2 separate regions of the Homo sapiens genome follow, and region 2 is linked to region 1. The links are chromatin loops, found by intact Hi-C in ENCODE. Cell type or tissue: heart left ventricle. All regions are shown on one strand. Each heading gives the region's core, and the rest is flanking DNA. Links, peaks and the distances in the headings are about the cores only. Region 1 holds the start of LINC03053 (long intergenic non-protein coding RNA 3053). Region 2 overlaps LOC105373180 (a long non-coding RNA gene).

Evidence for each region. A loop is a pair of places that touch in the nucleus more often than their neighbours do. Peaks named below come from ENCODE experiments on the same cell type or tissue, not always from the same donor. Only the 100,000 strongest peaks of a DNase experiment are listed, where the experiment ranks them.
Region 2: it touches region 1 in a loop (2.4-fold over the local background); 3 of 110 quality-filtered maps call a loop at or near these places.

Annotation. Positions count from the first base shown.
Region 1 is chrX:40,001,801-40,011,542 of GRCh38, forward strand. LINC03053 (long intergenic non-protein coding RNA 3053) reads left to right here and starts at 7,450. Exons shown (of 2, transcript XR_007068218.1): 1 at 7,450-8,001; 2 at 8,218-9,742. RefSeq lists enhancers at 2,398-2,920, 4,434-5,370, 6,590-7,217. In heart left ventricle, for the core only: no CTCF peak of the experiment used is centred there; DNase peaks (open chromatin) are centred at 4,471 and 7,371; H3K4me3 peaks cover 1,762 bases.
Region 2 is chrX:39,929,927-39,939,668 of GRCh38, forward strand. LOC105373180 (a long non-coding RNA gene) reads left to right here. Exons shown (of 5, transcript XR_949028.3): 2 at 6,668-6,753; 3 at 7,383-7,516; 4 at 7,924-7,942; 5 at 8,141-9,168. Among named protein-coding and RNA genes, the nearest start is that of LINC03053, 74 kb to the right of the region's middle. RefSeq lists an enhancer at 7,033-7,262. In heart left ventricle, for the core only: no CTCF peak of the experiment used is centred there; no DNase peak of the experiment used is centred there; H3K27ac peaks cover 1,408 bases.

The DNA of each region.
Region 1 (9,742 bases), core at 1,069-9,068:
GATGGCAGGTAAATCAAGACTCTGTCAGCTGCAAGCGATAGAAAACTTAAGTCAAAGTGATGTAAGTAAAGAAAGGGAATTTATTGGCACAAGTAACTGAAATATCCTGGGACAGGGCTAGCTTCAGGTTCAACTGGATCCAGGGGCTCAAACAATGAAGAATCTGTTGCCGGGCTCTACTCTGTCTTTGCTGGCTCCATTCTCAGGCCGCCAGTCATCCCAGGCTTATAGCCTATCTTTTTGGTAACCCCAATAGAAAGTGCAACTCTTTTTTCCACTAGAAACAGCAAGTTCTGGCCAGGCGCGGTGGCTCATGCCTGTAATCCCAGCACTTTGGGAGGCCGAGGCAGGTGGATTACTTGAGGTCAGGAGTTCGAGACCAGCCTGGCCAACATGGTGAAACCCCGTCTCTACTAAAAATACAAAAAATTAGCCGGGCGTGGTGGTAGGCGCCTGTAATCCCAGCTACTCAGGAGGCTGAGGCAGGAGAATCACTTGAACCAGGGAGGCAGAGGTTGCAATGAGCCAAGATCACGCCATTGCACTCCAGCCTGGGCAACAAGAGTGAAAGTCCATCTCAAAAAAAAAAAAAGAAAAGAAAAGAAAAGAAAAGAAAAGAAAGAAAGAAAGAAAGAAAGAAAGAAAGAAAGAAAGAAAGAAAGAAAGAAAGAAAGAAAGAAAGAAATAGCAAGTTCTGAAATTGTCTCTCTGGGACCCACTTGGGGTCCACACCCACCTCTGAACCAACTGTTGTGGCCCAGGGTGGGGTGAGGGAGCAGGTTCAAATGCTCTATTCATCCCTCTTCTACAGCCAGGAGATGGAGTTGGTCCCCTCCCCACAAAGCACAGGGACTGAGAGTCACAGAGCAGTGGCTCCCCCAAAGTGTGGGTTCTGAATCTAGAAGGGGGGCCAAATGTTAAACAAGCAAAGCCAAGGCTGTCTACCACAGAGGAGTTGCCAAAAAAGCCATAAGTACCAAAACCTCCCCAGTCCATCAAAAGCTGCCATTCGCCTCTACCCAGCTACATCCAGTTTTGGGGATTAGAACCCTAGCTACATCTGGCCTTATCAAAGAGAATACCAGAATGTCTAAGCTGAAAAGACCCTTGCAAATCATCGCCCTCCGCACCCCTCAGCTCACCAGGGTGCAGAGAGGGGAGGAGGCCTGCCTAAGTGTGCAGGAATAGCTCAGCTGCAGAACAGGACAAGAACAGACCTACAAAATTGCAGCCAAGCGTTCTTTAACTTCCTCCTGCAGCCTCCTAGGGAATGGTGCATAAAGGACTAAACAAAACCCCAGAGAATGTCACCAGAAATGGGAACAGGTTCTGGCCAGCCTACTGTGATAGCTCAGTGAAGAATTTCTTTGGGGAAAACAAAATCCTCTTGGACTGAAGGAGGCCGGGGCTGCACAAAAGGCTGGGATGTCCGGGGCCCTTCCGGCCTGGATCAGGAACAGTGTGGCTAGGGACCTAGCATTTTTCTACGACAGGCTGATCTGGGTGGAGGAGGTCCAGAGCTGAAAGACCCCCTCATGGACATCATAAAACATACACCAATGAGAAAGAGCTGGCTGAAGCAGCTCAGAAAACCACACACCTTCTTCCTGAGAACAGCAGTCCTGGTATCTGATCAGTAGTACCTCAAAGGCCTACCACTCTGACCTGCTCCCTGCAATGACATCTGCTTCCCACCTGCCCCCAGGGAGGCCACACGTCCCCTTCATGTTTTCACCAAGAGGGAAAAGATGGTCTCTCACCTGGCTTCCCTTTGATCTTTCCCTTCCTGGCCAACATCCAGGCCTGGCAGTAGCATTTCTCAGAAACCTGGGGACAAGTTTATCTGAGCACCAGATCCATGTCAGGGGGGATGTTTTCACGGAGATGTGTTGCAATGTTCTTTATTACATGCTTTTTCTCTCCTTGCCTTTTTTTAACAAGACTCCAGTGGGAACACCAAATGGCCTCAGACCCTAAGGAATTTGAAAGGATTATCATGATTACTTAAGCAGGGGTTTTCTGAAACTCCCAGCCAAGTGGGAAAGAGAATGAAACTTCTAAAGTTATATCCCTTCAGCGATTGGTTAGATAAGTGTGGGGCCTGAGCAAACAGACAAACCAGGAGCAGCATTTCTCCAATTAACTCTTTCAAGGCCTAGAAAACACACACTGGAAGCCTTTGAAAGTCCCTCGGGGCACTGGTACTCTATAATTTACCAAGACAAGCCTTCATTCCTTAAATAAAAGTTCATGAACCGATCCTTTCTTCATCTGTTTTTATGCCTGCCCGATCCCCCAAAGCGCTACAACTCCATCCATCCCAAGCCATCTCATTCTTCCAAGCAGAAAGCAGTCCCTGAGGGAGGAAGGCAGCTGCTGCAGGGCTGGCCAGAGACTGTCCAAGAAGTCTCAGATCTCGTGGCCATGAGAGGAATCCCATCTGCAAGTCACCCTAGTAGCGGAACCAGATGGAAGGCCTGGCCTGGTGGCAATTCTGGTCTGGCCTCCCAAGATGGCATCACAGGCCTCCCCTGGGTCTGAGAAGCACCTGTGAGAAAGCCTCAAGGCACATACAGCGACAGGAGCCTTTGCTGCAGAAAGAAAACTGCAGGAGACAAATCTCCCTAGTTCCAGAGATATCATCCCGGATCAACATGACAAAGGTGGAGGTGGTTGCTGGCTTGTGCCCAGGCACGCAGGCATAGATAGGGCAGGGAGCCCCAATGTCAGAGCATAAGAGCAGGGAATCTCTGCTTTCAAATTCCCATCGAGTTTGCAAAAAAGGAAGAAAATATCCCACAAAAAGTGACGCAAATTTGTGTAAACCCAAGGATTCAGGATCCAGAGTCCTGGCCTGTCTGTATCTGGGGGAACCCAGGTTAGCTCACGGGACAGGTTTTATCTTAATGAGGGCAGACCCAACCCCTGCAGCTTGGGTTTGGGCAACTAAAGAGAAATGGGTAAAAGACAATAATATAATAACTGTATAAAAAGAGGTGCTTTTGAATTCTGGAAACAACCCCTACAAAGTACGAAGGGCATCAAGACAGGTTGGAGCAATAACTTTTCCAAGAATTGACGACCCCCCCACCCCGAGTCTTGCCAATCCTGGACCCAGGAAAGAGGATGGGGCGGGAGGGGTCTTAATCTGCCGCTCTACAGGCTTCCTGCATAGGCAACCACCCAAAGTCAGTCCCAGCCCGCGCGCAGGGCTCCCTCCTACCCTACAACAGCCCCGAGGGGCCTCAAGTCCCACTGCCTGGAACCCCACAAGCCACCCCCGCCCCCGCGCCATTTCCAGTCCTCTGGGCGAGGGGGGTCAATGTCGTTCAAGTAATTTCTCTGCGAACACAAGATGGCAGCCTTAAATAAATGCAACCCTGCGCAGCTTTTAATCTTACACATCATTAAATTCCTAATTTACACATTATGTTTTCGTGGGCCAACCCATAACTCATTAGTGTTGAACTCACGAGGTATAAAGACCAACGCACGACGGGCGCCGGGGCGCCGTCACCTGCCTGGGTTAACAGTTCCTGCCGCGGGGGCAGGGAGAAAGGCGCTAGAGGGGCGCGGGGTGCCGGCGGGGCCGAGCCCGGGGCGCGGGCGAGCCCTGGGTGCCAGGCCCTGCGCCGCACGCCACTCTCGCAGCGCTGCCGCCGGGAAAGTGCCGGCGCTGGCTCTCCCTCCCCTCCCGGGAATAGCGGGCGCAGGCACGCACATCCACACACATCCACACACACACACACACCGCACACTCACACACCCGGGTGGCCGCGCGGGGCTCCGAGCCGCGCAGGCCTCCTTGGCAGACATCTTCCTGTGGGAGGATTTCAAACGAGCCGTGAAAGCCAGAAACTACACGGGTTACAAACTCCGGAATCCCTGGCCGGCCTCGGCCTCCCTCCCCACCTCCGGCCCGGCCCCCTCCGTTCGGCCCGTGGCCAGGAGCCCCACCAAAGGACAAAGCTCACACGCCGAAAGCGCGGGGAGATCCGGGGGCGCAGAGACTGCCCCGACGGCCCTTCTACCTTCTGACCCTGGGACCCACGGCCAAGTGCCGCGCAGCCGAGGTCGGCCTTGCTGATCTGTGGTGGCCCAGGGCGACCCGAAGCGCACCGGCTTCAGGGTGCGCCCTGGCCAGGGCGTGGGGTGGAGGGTCACATAAGCCACCTGGCATCCGAGGGTGGCCGCCTCGCCCCCTCAACGCCGCTCTCCAGGGAAGGAGGCGGCGGGGTCACCAGGGCGCAGCTGACAGCCCCAGGCCCCGGCCAGGGCGCACCCTAAAGAAGAGGGAGGCTGCTGCCTGAACTGGCCTGGGGGCAGAGGGAAGTGGGCCCCGCGCTGTGGAAGGCCCCAGGCTGGAGCGCCGGGGACAGCTGTCCAAGCGGCGAGGGCTAGGAGTGGCCTCGCCTAGCGCTGAGCCGGCCAGGCCCTGGAGGTGCTCCGCGCCTTCTCGGCCAAAAGCCAGCTCCGCGCCGCTGGCGGAGTGGGAGGGAGGCGGCCAGGCGAGCGCCCCGCCTTCGTCGCCCGCGGTCACAGGGGCAATTACACTCCTCGCTGCAGACGGTTACCAGCTCGCCCGCGCATCCCTCTCTCGGCTCCCCTCTCCTCCCCTCTCCTCTCCTCCCCTCCCCTCCTCCGCGGAACTGCTGGCTCCATATTAGCGAGGGTGCCCTGGCAGCGCGACCGAGGCCAACTACCCCTGGGGACCCTCCCGAGGCTCCCCGCACCCTGCACACCCTCAAGATCGCCAAGGCGAGCCCACCGCACCCCACAGCGCGTCCCAAGGGCACCACAGCCGAGGAAGCGACTTTTGCGGTAGCGAAAGGGTGGCAGTACCCAGCTCCACGCGCTGCAAGACTCTAGCAGCCGCGCTTCACCCCAAAACTCTGCCCCTAGCCAGCACAGCTCCCCTAGCGCCCCAAATCCCAGGTGTGCCTGTTTCCCTGGAGTCCCGCCGGCGTGCTTTGCTATTCGCAGCTCGACGCCTAGACCTCCTGACTGCAACCTCCGAGGCCTTTGCGCTCCCAGGCGTCCTTTGCTGCAAGCAAACAGGCCCCCAACCGCCCCCTATGGTTTGTACTCTTCTGGAAGGTGTCTTTGGCGCTGTGAATGCAAACTCAGGCTTTGGATTAAGGGCTTCATTTTCAACTAACTGTGTGATTTGAGGCCAGTTTCTTAACCTCAGTTTCTTTATCTACAAAATGGGAGGGATATTCGTATAAGTGTGGCTACGAGGTTTAAAGAAGATATAGTTATATGTCAAATGCTTAGCACAAAGTCCTGGTGGTTAGCATTATTATTACCATATGGCCAGAACTGTGAGGACATTAAAAGTGAAGTAGGCTTTTTCCCACCAGGGGTAAGCCTCGCGGAGTCCTAGGACACATCCCACAAACCGAGGTGAACCTAAGCCACCGGCTACGTCTGAAGGGAGGACAGACGAGACGAGGGGCAGCCAACTGAGCGAATCACTCTGCCTTCCGCCTTTGCAAATGAATAGGGCTCTGTCTACAGCTTCCGCCATTCCTACGCCAGATCTGCAACGCCTAAGGCTTAAACTTGGCGCGGCGGTAAATTTAGCCCGAAGGCAGCGGCTCCTAAGGGGCGGGGATGTCTCCTTGGAAGAAGGAAAGGGAACAGGGTAAGAAAATGGAGTTGCCTCTAGGAAGAAGAATCAGGCAGAGGAAACATTCAGGGCCGCTGGCGGACCACTGACAAAAAGAAATCGGACGCAAAAGAAACCTCCCCAGAAGAAACTGGGCCACCGTGGGAGCCGTGCGAGACAGACTTCCCATCTGGGAAGGGCTGCCTACGGGTAATTGGGTTTGCTCGAGTTGCCTCTATAATTAATAAGTGATTTGACTTGGAGATTGGAAATAGTCATGAAAGGAAGCCGCGGGCGTAGGGGTGTGAGGCCCAGGAGCCTCCATCCGAAATCCAAAGACCGCGGAGGAGGACGGTTTAAGGAACAGGACGAATGTGATAATATTGGCATCTAACCTTCTAGTGTTTGAGTAATTCGTTGCTTAGCTACTTTGGATAGGCCATTATTTTGCAAACTGGAAACATTTGCAAGTGGTGATATTTTGCTCTTGCCTGACGCAGGGGCTGCAAACCTACGCCGGCTCTGCTGAACTCTTCGAAATATATATGCATAAATTGTTCCTAATGAGACCATCTGTTTTTTATGGCCCCTCTGGAAGCAGGAGGAACCCGAAGCCTGCTCCGTCTTGCAGAAATCTGTGGCCAGGCAGGCCTGGGAAATAAATAGGGGAGATTAGAACGGTGTGCGTGATTTAACAATACGCAGAACGGCAAGTTCGGTGGTCGAGATGTGTGCCTCGATTCCCAGGGGTGCGGGTCATTTAGGGTGACTCCAGACATGGGGGTTCCTCCTAGGAGGCCCAGGGACTTTGCGGAGTTCCACGGCACACACGAACCTCGTTTTTCCATATCTGGAACATCGCCAGAGCCACAACGCGAAACCACGAGCCTGTAGCTGCTCTGGGGACCCAAAACAAGCACCCAGGTTGTAGGTGGTCCCCGACGTCGCCCACTATCTAGGGCCTCCTTCTACGGTGGTGAAGGGAGCTGAACCTGGGCCACAGAGGCAGAGAACGAGCATCACTCCACCCCATACCCGGGTCAGAGCACAGAGCTCATTCCGGGCCTATCCCAAAGACTGAGCTGCTCCGCGAGCGTCTGGCAGGCCCAGCGCCCCGGCCTGAGACCGCACTGAGGGTGGCAGGGCAAACACTTTTCACATTACCGCGTGGCTGTTAATTGGGGCAGTGCAAAAGACGCCGCGACTACCCCTTTGCGGCGGCGGGGGAGGGGGGAGCGGGTCAGGAGTGGGCAGTGGGGGCTGCTTATAATAGAAGGACTGCCCTGGGGAGCCTCAGATATCGGTAACCCCCATGATTAATTCATAACTCTCCACTGCGCCTGGCACCGTCTCGGGTCTTTAATCGGTTCTGAATGTCAGCGAGGCTTCCCCGACAGCCTGAGCACTGCTTTTTCAATGTGTTGAAAGTCGCTGCGCGCACACCAGGAGACAAAGTTGCCATCTGCTCCGGGGACCAAGGCAACTGGGCGCTGGGAGGGGCCTTCCTCCCGCGGCTCCCGCTGCCCCGGGCGGCCTCCTCTTCCCGGCCTGCCCCAAAGCCAACACTGTCACCCGGAACGTCCCCGCCCCCCGCCCCGGGTGCATGCATGGTGGAAACTCCGGCTTGCAGCGAAACAGAGCGCTGCGCGCGGGCGCGCAGGGAGCCTCGCGGTCACCCAGACCGAGACCTATGCTAATGAGATTATAGGCCCGGGTTGTTTGTGTGCGCGGACGTCAAAGGGGGGGCGCAGATAAAGTGTGGAAACCGGGATGACTTGGAGGGGGGAGGGGCAGGAAGCCCCAGGAGAACAAAGCTCCTGGCCGTCGGCCTCCAAAGAGTCGCAGAAGTGACCGCCACTGGCTCGTGCACAGGCGGAAGCGGGGGAGGGCGGGGGACGCCAGGCCTAAAGCGCCTCGTGGGTTTAGAGAACTCAGAGAGGGCACCGGGTGGGGGTGGGAAGAAGACTCAACCCGTAGCTAAATGTTTGGCCTTTGGCTATTTTTTAAGGAAACGAATCTCAGGGAGGTCGGGGCGCGGGGGATGGGGGCATCATCGCGCCTCGGAGATGGGAAGCGAGTTCCCCTCCGCTTTCTGGGAAAAGCCTTGTCTCCCTTCTTTCCCCTCCCCCCATCCTGCTGAGGGTTTGCGTTGACCCATCTCTCCGCTCGGGACCGGCAGGAGGACGGAGCCGCAGGGGCTGACCGCGGCCCAGAGGCTGCCCAGGGGTCGCGCTGCTGCCGGCCTGCGCTTCCGCACTCCCGGGTTCGGTGCGTCGCCTCTCGCGGCAGCGCCTCGCTTCTTCCAGACTGTAATTCCACACTCCCGCAAGCGCTGGGGCTGCGGAATCGTTTGAGGGAGTTGGAACTGCATCAGATGAGCACGCCGGGAGGTGAGATCGGGTAGGAAATAGCCGAAACTTTGAGTTGTGCGCCACCCCACCGCCCCCAACACACACACACAGGCACACACACACACACACACACACACACACACACATTTACCCTCCCCCTTCCCAGCCGCAACCTCCGCCACCCTCTCGATTCTTCAAGGTTTGCAGCCCAGTCCTGTCATATGGTTTTGTTTCTGTGCTGCTGTTTTTTTTCAGACACGAAAATTGGACACGTGGAGAATTAGCCCTGCTGGAGAAGCGCTGGGTGCAGACTCAAACAATGGTTTCCAGCGCCGAAGCTGAGGCATCACCTTCCCCACCTCCACCCTCAAATGGCAGCTGCCTCTATATACAGCGGGCACACCCCTTCACTACCCACCCCCTCCCCCAAAGCCTGGTTAGGGACCTATGTGGGCTGCACGCTCTGGAGCCCCTTGCCCGGACACAAACCCTAGGTGGGCCTGGGCTGCCCGCTGAGTAGCTCATTGCGCCTGGGATCCCCTGGGATTTAGAAGTATAGGGCTCTCTATTTTTCCCTAGGAAGGTCCTGTCTCAAAGATGCCACCCCCAAAAATTAATGTGTAAAAACCCAACCAAGCTCCAGTCTCTGTGTCCTTTGGCAAATCTATCTTTCCTAGGGCATACTTTCCTAAGCTGCTGGGACCTTGCCCCCCATCTGATGAGCCATACGCAGGTGGTCTGGCCTCTTCAGAGCAGCTTCCTTTAGTTATTGTCTTCTCCAGAGGCCCCATCCTCCACGGCAGCCCTAATCTTAGCCCCCCAGCCTCTCTGAGCCCCCATCCCACCCCCACACTGCGCTGAGCTGGCAGCAGCCACAGCTCCCCCAGGCAGTTCCTCTCTCACTGCGCGGCCTGTGCATCTCGCTGGGGCACACACTCCGCACAGAAGCTCCCTCGCCTCCTGGAGCTGGTTTCCTCTTACAGGCTCCCCTTAGAGCTGCTGGTGCTGTGACAACGCCTGCATCTCTGTGTCTCCCTGCAGCGCTGCGAGCTGTGAATCTGCCTTCTCTTCCCTTCCTGCAAAGGTCAAGCTGCCTCCTTCTCTCGCAGGGCCGCAGTTCAGTTCTGGCCTGCAGAGCTTCTACACTGCAACTTGAATATGGGAATGGGGTGGGCATCGTGCAAGGGAGCAGTCACACTCAAGCCAGGAGGCAGGGACAAAAGGGTGTGCGATTCAGGGAGGGAAACACTGAGGACAACCCTCAGAAAGCAGTGCAGGATTTGCAGCTAAAGACTCAAAAGAGGGAGAGAAAACGAGGAAAAGGCTGTTACTAGGTCGTGAGTCCTGAAGTGTAGGCCTTTCTCCTCCCACCCCGTGGGTTGCCCTAGGGGAAGGCCAGAAGAGGCCTCAGGTGTCTGCACTGTGTCCTGTGCAGTTCCTAGGGCCATGCACTTCCGGTGAGGCTGCACTTTACTCCAAGCAGGAGTCAGAAGCATGGAATTCAGTGGCCGCAGGAGCTCAAGTCGGCTGCAGCCCTTTCAAAGAGGGACCCCGAAGAGGCCTTTCTGCCACCCCAGCCCCAGAGAGGCTATGAGGCTCTACAAGCAGCAGAGAGAATGATACGGAGAAAAATGAGAGGAAACGCTATTAAACTTGCTTCCTCTAAAGAGCGCTACCCACCGTTTTCTCTGAACTGTACCTAAAAAGTCAGGAGAGAACTCGTTAACTTTTGTTTGGTTTAACATTGCCAGCTTCAAGTCAACCGTAGGCCCCCCGAAGG
Region 2 (9,742 bases), core at 647-8,646, 72 kb before region 1:
CAACCTGGGAGTCCTGGGAGAGATTTCATAAAAGGGGTCCCTAGGGGAGAAGGGTGGGGACCCACTGCTAGGGAAGCCTCATCTGTCAGTCTTCCTGGAAGCCAATGACAGCAGGGCCCCTTGGGAATGCAGATGACAAGGCGTCTCCAGGCAGAGCAGGAGGCTGAGAGGTGAGGCAGGAGGGGCCACGATTCTCCATTCCGCCCTTGCCAGCCCAGAAAACAATCACAGGAACCAAGGCGTATTCATTCCCAGCAAGAGTGGGTCACTGGGAAGAGAGAGGCACCCCGATTCCAGATGAAAGTTTTGATCCCCCCAAAAAGAGAAGGCCTGTTCTTCAGGCCCCTACAGCTCAAAGGGAAGGTCCAGGGCTGTCTAGAGCCCTTGGATGTGCATTCCCTGCACCCACCCTCCGTCACCCTACCCTGCCTGCTGGCTCTGTGTGTGCTGGACAGATGGATAATAAGTTCACAAATCAACACATCAAAGCCGACTAAGAAAAGGCAAACCAGGGAAACTGAGGCCTAGCCAACTGCAGCTGAACTCCATGCTGAGAATTGAGGTCTAGGCTCCGGCCCGCAGAGAAGCCATCCCTCTCCCCACGAGCACGGCCCCCTCAGAGCCCCTCGCTCCTTTCTCACTGTTATTCTTTGTTTTCCACAAGGATTCCTCGCGCTGGTTCTGCTAAGGCCCCAGTGCTGGTGTTAGCTCAGGTCTACACTGCAAGCCTAGGAGATTAAAGAACTTTCCCCAAATCCCCCCGCAAATCAGAGTAGCGCCGGTGTAGCCAAGATTCCCAAGCAGAGAGCAGAGAGCAAATCCCATCCAGGCACCAGGGAACCCTCTCTCCGGGTCTCTCAAGGCCTCTGAAAGCCACGGGCTGGCCAGCGAGAGACCTCATTAAAACGGCTCGGTGGCCTGCGTTTGCTGCAAACCCATTAAACAGCCAACATAATCCATTCATACATAAAAATAAGGGAAGGGGAAGGAGCGTGGTCCCACAGGATGTGTGTCTGAGAGAAACCGATTCCATAAAAATCCAAACAGAAACGAAGTTCACGGGGAGGTTTTGGCTGCAGTCGTGTTTTGGCTTCTGGAAATTCCAGCTAGGAAAAGCTTCCCTTTGTGGCCCGTTTGGAAGCACTCAGGCTGGGATTCACAGAAACAAGGGAGAAGTGAGGGGGTACCTGGTTTCTTTGCTAACCACCCTATAGCTAAGGAATTATTCTAGAAACCTGGGGTATTTGTTGAAAAGGGCCAGTTAGGGTCCCGGTGGCAGCTCAGAGGGCTGGAATATGTGGAGAGGGCAAGGTACTAGTTAACATAGACCTACCTCGGCCACCCCAAAGCCAGGCCACTAGGCTGGGTGTCCACAACAGCTGTGGCCATGGAGATGCTCCCAGAGCTTTGGAAAAGGAAGGAAGACTCCAAGATTTAAATAACTCAGGCAGCAGGATCCCTGTTCTTCCCATGGGAAACTATTTCACAGGCCAAGAAACCCCACCATAGGGACCCTTCTCTACAGCCCTCACTGAGGCCAGTACACCATGTGTACTCGAGAACAGATACATGTCATCTTGCAGAAGAGAAGGTTAGGAGCTGTTGGATGATTTTTTTAATAAGCTGGTAAACCAGTATTTTTATTCTCTGTCATCTAAAAAAAAAAAAACACAGAAGAATGCAGCTAGTTTCTTAAATTAGAGATCTGTTGTGTAATTAGTCCATTTTATCTTCTGCGAGTTGTTGCTGTTTTCCCTCTGTGGTTTCCAGAAATGTCATTGGCTGGGCTTAAAAGTAGGGTTTTTTTTTTCTTCCAGAGAAAAATTCTATAAATATTTTCTCCCTTTTAGCATGTTTTAAATTTGAACGACATATTGTAAAGATAGCAAGAGTTATGAAAGCCTCTCTTGGCCGCCAATGAAATGCAGTGGGAAAACTGATTAGAGAGGGAACTTCTACCCACAGAGAACACAGTTGGGCCCTCCCCAGAGGGGTTCAGGAGCCAGAGTACCCCAGCTTCCTCTGCTCACTGGTACTCAGGCTTGGGAACTGGAGAGAAGGGGAGGCCACTCTCAAGGTGGGCAGGCAGGCTATACTTGAGGAAATGGTGTCCCTTGCTGATGGTCAGGATTTCACCCTTAGTGATTCATTTCTTTGGATGGGATTTTAGGCATGAATTTGACATAGTCAGGTATACATTAATGGTTTTCCATGTTAAAATGCATACCCTTTTCTCCAACAAAGGTATACAGGTATACCATATGTGAGTAAAAATCTATGTAAAGGGATCTTCATGACAGGATGATTTGTAACTAAAAATGACCAGAAACAACCTGAGTTAAAATCCATTGATAGGAGACTGGTTAGACAAAGTCTGTTATACCCATAAAAGATGTTATGCTGCCATTAAAGAGAATGCAATAGAACTATAGATATTGGTGCAGAATGTTGGGTGAGATTATACTGTTAAGTGAAAAAACAGGAAATAGGGAATTTTATGGTATGTTTATGATACGCCATCATGTGTCTTTTTAAAAAGGACATATGTGCATAACCTTGTGTTAGAAGTTGGCAGCTGGGATAGCCTTCAAGAAGGAAAGTAGAGCCAGGAGGGGGACTTGCTTTTTACTATACACACTGTTCTCCTGTTGTACTGTCCACTCACAGTGCTATCACTTGCCTTTCTTTAAAATAACACATTTATATATAATCATATACATATAGCCTTGTATATATGCCTCAATTATCTTGGGAGGCATATATAAGAAGTTGGGAGGCCAGGCGAGGAGGCTGACACCTGTAACCCCAGCACTTTGGGAGGCCAAGGCAGGCGGATCACCTGAGGTCAGGAGTTCGAGACCAGCCTGGCCAACATGGTGAAACCCTGCCTCTACTGAAAATACAAAAATTAGCCAGACATGGTGGTGCACGCCTGTGATCCCAGCTACTCAGGAGGCTGAGGCAGGAGAATCGCTTGAACCTGGGAGGCAGAGGTTGCAGTGAGCTGAGATCGTGCCACTGCACTCCAACCTAGGCGACAGAGCAAGACTCTGTCTCAACAACAACAAAAAGAAGTTGGGGGAGGCGGGGCTGGGCACGGTAGCTCATGCCTGTAATCCCAACACTTTCAGAGGCCAGGGCAGGCAGATCACTTGAGGTCAGGAGTTCGAGACCAGTCTGGGCAACATGGGGAAACCCTGTCTCTACTAAAATTACAAAAATTAGCCAGGCGTGGTGGCAGGTGCCTGTAATCCCAGCTACTCGGGAGGGTGAGGCAGGAAAATCGCTTGAACTTGGGAGGCGGAGGTTGCAGTGAGCAGTGATCATGCCGCTGCACTCCAGGCTGGGCAACAGAGCAAGACTCTGTCTCAAAAAAAAAAAAAAAGGAAGTTGGAGGCAACAACATAGAGAAACATCTCTTGATTCCAAGGTATGCCCTTGAAGTAATTTGACATTTGAAAGAGGCTGTTCAGCCGGGTGCAATGGCCCATGCCTGTAATCTCAGCACTTTAGGAGGCTGAAGCAGGAAGATTGCTTGAGGCCAGGAGTTCAAGATCAGCCTGGGCAACATAGCGAGACCTCATCTCTACAAATAAAAAAAAAATCAGCCAGGCGTAGTGGCTTGTGTCTGTGGTCCCAGCTACTCGGTAGGCTAAAGTGGGAGGATCACTTGAGCCGCACCACTGCACTCCAGCCTGAGCAACAGAGTGAGACCCTGTCTCAAAAAAAAAAAAAAAAAAAAAAGAGAGAGAGAGAGAGAAAGGCTGTTCTGGGGATGATTTTAGATGGGTGGGCTGATCCCTCAGAAGGTGGGAGAATAAATTCTATTCTGCATGCCTTTGGATCCACATAGAGAACATGGGTTAATGTTCCCAGCCATATGTTCCCAAAGGCCCCCTGGTATGTCCTATTCTGTGCCCACAAAACCCCATGTCTATTGCTATTGCTGCATGTTAGGAATCGGGTTTCTTTGCCTGTCTCCATCCATGGACAGGATGTTTGTTGCAGTCAGGGATGGGTTTATTCCAGTTTGCAGCCCCAGGACCCAGCTCAGAGCCTGTGGCTTAGAAGTAGGTACTAGCATCAGTTAGATCTGGGCACAGCTATGAGACTTCAGGACTCAGAACCTCACTTTCTTCATCTGTAAAATGTGAAGGGTACTAAATCTTCTTCCTAATGCTGGTTATAAAGATGACATCATATAACAAGTCTGCCCGGCACATGGCGGGGGCTTAGTGATGATAATAGCTTAGTCTAAGATAATATCTCAGTAAATGTTTATTGAACGAATAAATTCCTCCCATGAGGTTGAGGTGGGTTAAAATGCAAATACCTGGCCTGGCACAGTGGCCCCCACCTGTAATCCCAGCACTTTAGGAGGCCGAGGCGGGAGGATCACTTGAGGTCAGGGGTTCGAGACCAGCCTGGGCAACATGGCAAAACGCTGTCTCTACTAAAAACACAAAAAATTAGCTGAATGTGGTGGTGCATGCCTGTAGGCCCAGCTACTTGGGAGGCTGAGGTGGGAGGATCCCTTGAACCCAGGAGGTGGAGGTTGTAGTGAGCCAAGATCGGGCCACTGCACTCCAGCCTGGGTAACAGAGTGAGACCCTGTCTCAAAAAAAAAGCAAATACTCCCGACACTAACACTTTCAGATCCTGTTGCCGGTTAAGAATAAGTTTATCAGATAAGTTCTCCTCCCAGCCCCTGTGGCTGCCTGAGACCACCTTGCACCTGAAGAAAGACGGTGGGCAAACAAGGAAGAGCAAGGAGGAAGTACTTGCCAAGGATGGGAGACAAAGCACCCAGGAAGAGTCACAGCAGCTACATCCCTGAGCACTTGTCATGTGGCTGGCATTGAGCCCAGCTCTATTAAAAAAAAAAAATGACAGCCAGGCATGGTGGCTCACGCCTGTAATCCCGGCACTTTGGGAGGCCAAGGCAGTTGGATCATTTGAGGTCAGGAGTTTGAGACCAACCTGTTCAACATGGTGAGATCCCGTTTCTACTAAAATACAAAAATTAGCTGGGTATGGTAGCAGACACCTGTAATCTCAGCTACTTGGGAGGCTGAGGTGGGAGAATTGCTTGAACCCAGGAGATGGAGGTTGCAGTGAGCCAAGATTGCACCACTGCACTCCAGCCTGGGAGAGAGTGTGAGATTCCCTTTCAAAAAAAAAATAATTTAAAAAAAAACAAAATATGAGATGGTGTCTTGCTATGTTGCCCAGACTGGTCTCAAACTCCCGGGCTCAAGCAATCCTCCTGCCTTGGCCTCTCAAAGTCCTGGGATTACAGGGGCCCGGCCTCAGCTCTTACAAGTGCTATCCAGTTGAAGTCTCCCAGTAACCCTGGAAAGAATCTTTTATTGTCCTCATTTTCCAGACCAGGAGACTGGGGAGCCAGGAAGGAAAATAACTCACAAGATTATGAAGCCAAAATTTGAACCCAGTTCCATCTGACTCCAAAACTCATGCTGTCACCCAGCCTTGCCAGCCTGCCTGCTGGTGGGCCTCCTGGTGGCTCTGTGTAGCCCGGGCCTTGTACATGCCAGTCGCTTAGGTCTGTCACGCCCCAGAGTGTTGGTTTACTGAGAGCCAGGGAAATCTTCGTGCCAAAGGGGCCTGAAAACCTCTCAGTCACAGATGAAAAACAAATCTGCGTATGTCCATTCGGGGCTCGTGCGGCTGGTAGCGGCCAGGCCCTGGGGAGCGCCCCTTCTCTGAGCCATCACCAGGAGGCAGGCAGCCTCTTCCACGGCTCTTTCCCTCCCAGAAGCCTGGAGGCCACTGACTGTGAGGACATCACTAAGCTCTCCGAGAGGAATGGACTCAACTGCAGGGGGTTCAGTGACTCACCTCCAGCCAGGCCCTCCCAGGAAGAACCTGTGGCTGTACAACCCTCCACCCCCCAGTGCCATCTTGCCAAGGTTTTGCCCGGCGTCGTCGACCTGGGGTGCAGAAAGCAGCCGGTGAATGGCAAAAAAGGGGCCTGCAGTCAGCAGGGCCTGCCTGTACCTCCCCACACACAGAGGACCTCGCTCGGGCCACCGGAGAGTGTGCTGGTACTGCCTGGAGGGGCCCAGGCAGCCAAGGAACAGCCTTCTTGGGCGGCCGTGCAGCCTGCCTGAGGGGCCAGGTCTCTCCAGCCTGCCAGAAGCCGGTGGCCCAGCACTGGCAGGAGACTCTCCTGACCTGCCCCAGCAAGCCCACAGGGGAAGGCTCAAGCTGTTAAAGTGGCACTAGCAGAAGGGAAGTAATGGGCACTGGGATTCTTGACAACATTTCCGTTCGGGCTGGTTCCGCGTTTCCCTCAAGCGAAGGTAATGCTGTTTCCAGCATCTGAGCTCCTAGAGGAGAGGGAAACATCCCTGCTCAGTGCCTGGCTGCAGAGGGAGGGGTAAGACACACAGGAGCCTGCTGGAGGGTGAGGGAGGGGAAAGGGGCAGGACAGCCACCTGTGCCCAGGAGAACCATCTGCCTGGTCACTCTTAGCCCAACAAATGGCCAAACAAAGATGAGCTTCTGAGTGACCCCGACAACTGAAAGCGGCCAAGGCTGAAGTCCACGGTGGGAAGCCAGAACTTTGACATCCACTAGCTTACAAGTCAACGTTGCATTCTCTCTCTCTCTCTCTCTCTCTCTCTCTCTCTCTCTCTCTCTGCAGTCAGGAACAGCACTGGAAGCCAACAGGCCAGATGGAGTTAGTCCTGAAGTCAAACTTTCAGAAAGAAAAATGTCTTAGTCTTCAAGGTGAGTGTGCCAGTTGCCTACCAGCAGATCAGTTGGTCATAGTGGACCCCAGACTGCACAGGCTTTGGAAACAGTCTGCTGTTTAGAGAGTAGTCTAGGTTCACTTTGGAGGGCTTCTGGAGACCTGCTTCCGTGTCCTCTTTGTCCCCCACCCCACCCCACCACCTCTGCCAGGCCTGCCCCTTAGCAAACTCAACCCTTAAGCATTGAAGCATACTAGGGCTCCTTGGTTCTTAAGGTAACTTGAGATCCCTCAGGTGTGGCATTTAAAAGCAAAGGTTCTAGATTTGGACAAATTTAGGTTTGAATCCCAGTTCTGCCTCCTACTAGCCGTGGACTTTGGGTAAGCTATTTGAGCTCTCTGGGTTTCACTTTCCTTATCTGAAAAATGAAACTAATAGTAATACTTATGCAGGGTGGCATTGTAAAGTTTAAAGAACAGAAGTGAAGTGTTCAGGGTTTAGCCCAGCACCCAGCACACAGTAGACACTCAACAAATGTTGGTACCTCCAGCACCCCAGAATTCTAGCCTGGGACAATCCAGGGCAGGCTGGCTGAAGCTCAAAGCAGCAAGACGGCCGCCAAAATGTAATCTACTCACTGGCTGATTCTCCAAAATACCCTCCCAGTCTATGCATCCTGGGCTCTGTCCCTAAGAGGAAGCCAGACCTTTCTGCTCACCAACTCGTCCCCCTGCACCTTCCTGATTGAAGCCACATTCCACGTCATGCCTGTACATCTTCCCCTCGCCCTTCAGACCCAGGTAGGGGCGCTCCCTGAGCCCCCAGCGGGGGGTGGGGCGGGCACCCATTGGCAGAGAGCAGAGACGCTGGGCTCCTGACCTCAGCACACATAGGTGATGCTCCAAGGGGGCTGCGCTCAGACACATCTTAAGGGGAAACCACAAGACTGAGCCATTGTGCTTATTGGCGCCATAAATCACCAACGGTTCCTATCTTGCTGCACCTCCCTGCCCCCGCTCCCTTCCAGCTAAGCTGTCCCAGGGCCCGCCCCCCCACCACCTCCCGACACCACCACCAGGGCCTGCATGACTCCCCAAGTCGGGGGCCAGAGCCACCCGCTCACTTACAAGCAGGATGAGTTCCGCGGAGTTTATTTGTTCTCCTTCTTTTTCAAAAATCTGAACTGCCTTTGTTCCTGAACAATAAGGAGTGTGCAGCTATGGAAGGTGAGGGGCCACGGGTGGATTGGGGTGGGGTGAGAACAAGGGCTTGGGGGGTCGAGGGCAGGCCTAGAGAGCTTGGATGCTCGGCAAGCCCAGGGCCAGCGCTCCCCTGAACTCTGGCCCCTGGCCAGCCCTCCTCAAAGCTGAGATGACTTCCTGGCTTCTGTATCCAGAACACATTCTCTATTACTCTGTCCACAGCCCTTTTTTCAAAATGGTCACAGGGTTCAACTCAGCCTAACTGGACACAGGCCTGGTCCCTGCAGCATCGAAGAAGCCAGGGGTAGCATCTTTGGCCAAGTCACCCACTGACCCCCACGGCCTGGCAACTTTTGTGCTTCCCACCTGCATGTCACCTCTGGGGGTCCCTTCCCTCCAAGAACGTTGCCATCAGGTGGTCTTTCTGATTTCCTCTGCTTCAGCAAAGGCCTTATTTTTTACTCAAGAGCCTGGCTTCCTGATCTGCACAAAAGAGACTCTCCAGATGTGTCCTGGAAAATCCCCCAAAAGTAGGGGGAAAGGTCCCAGTCAAAGCCAAAGCAAGGAAGAGGAAAAAGAGGAAGGAGGAAACTGTCATGGGATAAGATTTTGTCACATATCTGTAATTAAAGGTCCTCTTATATGTGCATACACAAACACACGCACGTATACGCATAACACGGTTAACAAATATTAAGATCTTAACAGTGGCCTTCTCTAGGAAAGATGGGATTATGGGTGACTTTGATTCGCCTCTATCCTAGCTCTCCTCTTACTAGCTGTGTGATTTAGAGCAGGTTAGCTAGCCTCTCAGTTACTCAGTTTCTTCACCTGTAAAATGGGGCCATCATTCTTCTCAGTGTACTATATTGTGAAGATTAAATGAGATTATACATATCAAGATCTCAGAACAGTGCCAGGCACACGTAGTAGAGGTTGAGCATTCTTAATCTGAAAACCAAAAATCTGAAATGCTCCAAAGTCCAAAACTTTTTGAATGCCAACATGACACCACAAGTAGGAAATTCTACACCTGACCCCATGTGATGGGTCGCAGTCAAAAGACCATCAAAACTTTGTTTTGTGAACAAAATTATTAATAATATTGTATAAAATTACCTTCAGGCTACACATGTAAGATGTATATGAAACATTAATAAATTTTGTGTTTAGACTTGGGCCCCAACCCCAAGATATGTCATCATGCATATGCATATATTCCAAAATAAAAAAAAATCCAAAATCCAAAACACTTCTGGTCCCAGGATTTAGGATAAGGAATATGCAACTTGTAACAGAATCAACAAATACAACAACTATAATTATTTCTCCCTGTCTCCTTAGCCTTTTGCAAAGGGTATGCATTGCTTTGTAAATTTTTTTAAGCGTTGTATTGTTTTAATTCAAAAAGTAGCTGGCACGGGGGCTCACGCCTTTAATCTCAGCACTTTGGGAAGCCGAAACGGGTGGATCACGAGGTTAGGAGTTCGAGACCAGCCTGACCAACATGGTGAAACCCCATCTTTACTAAAAATACAAAAATTAGCCGGGCGTGGTGGCGCACGCCTGTAATCCCAGCTACTCAGGAGGCTGAGGCAGGAGAATTCCTTGAACCCGGGAGGCGGAGATTGCATTGAGCCAAGATGGCGCCACTGTACTACAGCCTGGGCAATAGAGTGAAACTCCGTCATAAAAAATAATAATAATAATAAAACAAGTAATGTGTGCTTATTTTAAAAAGCAAACAATTCCCAGAAAAAAAAGGTGAAACTCTCCCATCACTCTGCTTCCTGATACAGCTTTTCTCCCTAGAGGGACCATGCC